Regions from separate parts of the Homo sapiens genome. Here region 2 is linked to region 1. The links are chromatin loops, found by intact Hi-C in ENCODE. Cell type or tissue: heart right ventricle. All regions are shown on one strand. Links, peaks and the distances in the headings refer to the core of each region. The heading gives the core; the rest is flanking DNA.

Evidence for each region. A loop is a pair of places that touch in the nucleus more often than their neighbours do. Peaks named below come from ENCODE experiments on the same cell type or tissue, not always from the same donor. Only the 100,000 strongest peaks of a DNase experiment are listed, where the experiment ranks them.
Region 2: a loop joins it to region 1, with 2.7 times the contacts of the local background. A loop is called at or near these places in 5 of 110 quality-filtered maps.

What each region holds. Positions count from the first base shown.
Region 1 is chr4:152,368,763-152,371,577 of GRCh38, forward strand. All of the region lies in intron 4 of FBXW7 (F-box and WD repeat domain containing 7), which reads right to left. Among named protein-coding and RNA genes, the nearest start is that of FBXW7-AS1, 32 kb to the left of the region's middle. RefSeq lists an enhancer at 1-603. In heart right ventricle, for the core only: CTCF peaks have their summits at 1,337 and 1,538; no DNase peak of the experiment used is centred there.
Region 2 is chr4:152,020,583-152,023,397 of GRCh38, forward strand. No RefSeq gene overlaps it. Among named protein-coding and RNA genes, the nearest start is that of LINC03074, 66 kb to the left of the region's middle. In heart right ventricle, for the core only: no CTCF peak of the experiment used is centred there; DNase peaks (open chromatin) are centred at 1,475 and 1,769; H3K27ac peaks cover 1,758 bases.

The DNA.
Region 1 (2,815 bases), core at 197-2,696:
TTCTTATATAGCGATTTTAAAAATTCCAATTTAATGACATTTGAAACCAACACATTTATTCTGAACATCTGAGAATCTCCAAACAAACTACCAAGATGTCACATATGCTTTTCTTCATGTAGGGAGACATAATGGGGTTAATTTTTACATATATGATAGTCGCACTGAATGAATCTACATAATGTAAGTAGAACCAAATCACATTAACTTTTTATGCATGGTATCTTTCCACTCAGAGAAGATTAAAAGTCACTCAGGAAACTGTTTAAGAAAAATTATTCAAAATTTATGCTGTGCATCTTCTTTTACCACTTGAAGAAACTAAAAATGAAAAAAATACTCAAAATCTCTATCATAAGTACTATTACATCAGGAGAATTAATTATAAATTTTACCAACACATCTAAAAATGTCTTATGAGGGCTTCATAATAGTTACAGAACTCTTGTACATAACCATGCTTTCCATGGGTTATTTCATTTTATCCTTACAACAACCCTCTGTAAAAGGTACTACTATTAGCTCTTCACAGATAAGGCTTAGTAAGTGGTACAGCAAAGAACTTAAACCCAGGTCCAACTGACCCTATAATCCGCGCTCTTAGGCACTCTGCTTTTCTGATATGAACTCCACGAGGGTGATGGCTGGGATGTTTTGTTCACTGTTGTACTCTAAATGCCTAAAGCAGTCCGTGGCTCATAGGAGGTGTTGAATAAAGTGAATACATAGATGGAAGAGATAACTGCTCAGTTGTCTTCTTTTAAATATTAAGTCGGGGGAAAAGTTACTATATTTTGTAATAAAGTTTGTAATAACCTTAACCATTTTGACACGAAAAAAAGATGTACCAATTAAAGAATCTTAAAAATAAGACTGTTCGGTAATCTCAGTTTTGTTCACTTGTCATATTGAAAAATTAAGACTGTAAAAATTATCATAAACATTCATTTTGAAAGGATGACACAGAGTAAGGGCAAAACTGCACTGATCTTGGTATTTTCCGGTTTTTATGAATCCATTTATTCTCATTTTTATTGTCAGACAATAAAAATGCATTTTTCCTTTTAACTAAACATATTCCTTGACTTCAAATATAAATCAGGGCCAAGAGCTTTCATAATATAAGAGATTTTGTATAACACATGTAAGAACATGAACTGAAAGAATAGTTCCAACTTAATGAAGCAGTACCAACCATCCTTTAAAAAAGCAAGATATAGTTATGTTATCTTAGAGAAGAACAAACTTCTAACAGTAACACAGATTTTTAAAACTCACAAATTCAGACAAGATTTACAAAAACAGTACTATACTGCCCCTACATGTTCATATTAGTAGCAACAGTGACATTTTAAAATCTAAAGTGATAACGCAGAGATTTCTATGGATTATTGAAAAGCTGTTTAAGCTGAAATTGTTCCCAAGTGAACTATATGAAATCACCCACACATAAAAATGTAATTAAATAGCTCATAAGTTTCAATTTTCATGTTCAAGACTAGCAAAGGAGAAGAAATTTAAGAAAATCCCATTCAACATTACCATAAATTTTCTCAAATCCTCAAAACAGATTTTCCCATCATTATATGAGGATACCACAAAATAATCATAAACAAATGGCTAATTAGCCATGTGCTTTTGGGATAAATATTTAACCTTTTCTGTCTCTTTTATGTATGGGGTGGGGAGTGCTACCTTTACTTGAGGAAGAAAGTTCAAATTAAAAGTCTTGATTTAGTTGTGAGTAAATTCCTAATGAATGCAAACATGGAATTCCACTATAAAATTAATGTTTCAAGTTAATTATATCAAAATATTACATGTATAGTGGATCACTGCAATGTTTTTAGCATTATCTACACTTGGAGGTGCTACTTTCAATGGCCACTTTCAACTATTCTCTCTCTCAAAGAAAAACAAATATGCAAATAATGCCAATGTAGTAAGATGTACGTTTGAGAAATGATGGCTCTCCTAAGAAGAAAAGCCTGCTATTTTATGGTTCGATAGCTCTGAAAAATATTCAGTATAGAAAAACAGAATTACAAAAACAGTATTAATATTTGAGAAAGACTCACTGCTTCCCCCATTCCTAAATTGCAATGAAGTTTATAAATATATAAACACAAGACACTATCAAAGTCACAAAAGAAAACTTTATTAATCTAAGATATTGACTTAAAAAAACCCTACTTTAATAATTTTACCCTTCATATTTTAGGAGTAAAACACTATATATACAAATAAAGAGACGTGCTGCATCAGCAGGTACTTGTGAAAGGAAATAACTGAATTGAAACTGCTAACATTTAGAATGTCATCAACTTTACCAAAAATGCTGGGCCTTTCCACTATTATTTCTATAGTAAAATTAATATCATCTTTAAAAATCTTAAATTATATCTACTGTTATTTATACCAAAATATAACACAAATATATCTACCATAAATTTTATCTACCATTATATAACTAATTTATATGTGAGATACATGCTAGTTTCTGCAACCTTCCATAGTGGCATGGAAAAAGACAAGAAGTCTAATTCTGATCCAGGAATAATTCAGAAAGAAATCACTAAGCTGTGCCTGATAGAATTATTAAAAACACCAAAAGAAAGTTGTTTCACAAAAATATTTAAAAAGGGAGTTAAATGGAATCCTATTTATCATTTCAGAGCATCAAAATAATATTTTGCTTGTAATAGATACTATCTAACAGTATTTGAAAACCGGCAGATTATACATTTCAATAAGGCCACTAACTTAATTCTATCAAATCAGGTAAATTGTATGTACATGTATGTAGTTATGTATA
Region 2 (2,815 bases), core at 144-2,643, 350 kb before region 1:
TTGAATAAACATTGAGTGAATAAATGTAAGGTGGGAAGCATGGAGGAGGTCAGTCTGAAGGAAAAGGTGAAAAGGTAAGAGTGGGCTAGATCTCTAGAAAATTTTACATGCTCTTGGAAATCAGGAAGAACAATTAGAGGCACTGGATTAACTGGAGTGCACCTCCTTAAGTCTTTTGGCTCAAATGTCAACAACCAGAATTCACTTGGAGTAGAGTGAGCTTCAGGGATGCTTAATTTAGCAAGGCTGAATTCAGCTTTGGTGGTCTTTCCTTAGTGGCAGGGAAGGGGTGCCCTGCTGAGCTGCAGGGAGCAGTGATATATTAGGAATATCTAGATTTGGGAACCTTTCAAAAGATGCATGTCCTTGTCTTACACCCAAACAAAGCTGATAGAGCCAAAATTCAAAGAAACAGTTCTTCCTAGTCCCTGAAAAAAAGTGAAACATCTATCCATCTATTAAAAATTTGCTAGGTCCCTGCTGTGTGCTGTACTAGGTGCTGGAGTGCCATAAAAGGAATCACACTCGAGGCTGATCACAAGACTTCTTTTCCACTTGGAAGAAGCTCATGGGAGCCAGCACTGATGCAGGTCCAGGCCTGGGGAAAGCATATGCCCCCAAGACCCATCAAGCTTGTCCCTGCCATCTCTCTCCATCATTCTAGCTTCGCCCTAGCTTGTGGGTACCACGGGTACCTATTTCCAGGAACCCAGGGAATTCCTTTTGACCTTGCTGGGAAACTGCAAATCACCCAACAGGAGCTTAGCTGTGCAGCCAACATTTGGAACTACTCAATAGCTTTCTGGAGTCAACAAATAAGGAAATAATTTCTTTAGGATAAAAAAATGTTTTGTTTTAGTAAAGGGTAATGGCACTCCATTGCGAATGGAAACTGTTCTCCCCTTGGTTTAAGTGGAGCCCATTTGTCAGCACTGCTTGAGGCCTGCGAAGTGACCATCTAGGTATTTTTCTCAAGTGAAGAATGATCTGAGGACATCTTCGCCACTGGGTCCCTCTTACTCATGTGACTTCCAAGTTTTCTGGTGGTAAAGTTGGAGGCAGAGAGAGCATGCCCCTGAATTGGACAGTAGAGTGTCCTTCAGCTGATAGAAGATCACTTCAGGGCAGGTGGAGCAGCCACAGAAGAAAATGGTAATTACTCAACTGCTCGTGCACCTCATTTTGAATCTATCCTGCTCTTCAGCTCTTTCTGCACATAAAGGAAGAGGCTCCTTGTCATTTGAAAAGATTGCACCAAAGTGGCAGTGTTGACAGAGCCTTCCCTGTCAAAGCCACTTTCTCAATACATTTAATTAGCAAGGGCTTCCAAGGGCCCCCTGCCAGCCCAACACAGGCCTGGATGACACCTGAGTGAGGTTGCCACAGTCCCAGCCAAACCCCTTCAAGCTCCATTTTTAGATGTACTACAACCAGCTAGCTTTCAGCAAGTTCCCCTCCCGCCCCTTTGCCCAATGCTGGTCAGCTGGGCAGCTTGACTGTGAAGCCTTTCTTTCCAGGCCATGGGGAAAGAACCAAAGGAAGCTGCTTTCTCTCATGCATACAGTATTTTTGAACAAAGAGGCCTGTATGCATTGCAACAACAGCGTCTCTAGATCCTGAGCGTGGGCCCCGCTTGGCAGAGGGTCAGCAGCATGGTGGAGGGCATGCATTGGAATACAGATTGCCACCAAGCCTTTGGGGCCATGCCCATCATGTGGCTGGGCCTGGCTCTGGCAGCCCGACATTCAGCTGCCAACAGCTTGCAGGCCTGTTTGCTGCATGGCCAGCATCCTGTTTGGTGATTTGATGAGAGTCCCAGGCTCTCTTTGCATATCAGAACACTGGTCTCCGTGCACCTCGCGTGGGATGACTGTATCTGGACAACTGAGATGTTCCTTGCCATTGATTAAATGCTTAGCAAGCTCAGAAAATACAGCTGGAAACTCCTTGGAGCCCTCCGCCTACTGCTCTTCATCCACAGCCTCTCCCTGCAAAGCGGGGCTTTATTATTCTTGGAGAGAGGCAGCTATCTGTTACAGGGTACTGTCTTGCAATAGGGCTGAAATACTTCAGATTTGGATAAAGATAAGAAATATTGAATGGCCCCTCCCTTTATTTTCTAAACAGTTACCACCCCTACAATCATAACTAGTGATGTCACTGTGGGACCAGTGTAGCTGAAATGCATACTTGCCCTTTTAACTCAGCTTTAATGCTTTTGTACAAGCTATTTGCAAAGTTACATACTCTTTAGTGTGAAAATTGGCTGTTTACTTGTATCTCACACACAGCAAAATCGAAAGCAGGACAAGTGTGTTGCTTTTCTACGACATCCGTGCATCCTTCATGCTCTCTCGGTGCTCATATCCAGTGACCTCTCCCTCTTCTCCCCATTCATCAGGCTCTGCCTGCCCTCTCTCTCTTTATTCTGGACTCAGTGGCTCATCCAGTCTCACCAGACACTCACAAAGCAAAATTCCAACCTGTCAACCTTTGTCTTGCTCCGTCTCTGAGACTGAGTACTCCCGGGGAAATGGACTCTACTGCATAGGCCAGGCCACTACAAGTTCATGGCCCCTGACCTCTGCTGGGCTTCAGGGCTGCCCATCTCCCCAGCTGTCCTGGAAGAGCTTCCTCTCCTCTGCCCCTAGGTGACCATTCCAAGCATTCTAGCACTCTCCCCAAAGCTCCTACTCAACCTTCTGTCTCATACTTAGCACATAAACCTGTCTCCAACATCAAGGCCATCAGGCCCAATGTCCCTCAACTTTCTACCTCCTTCCTACAAACACCTCTGCACCTACCCCATCCTCAC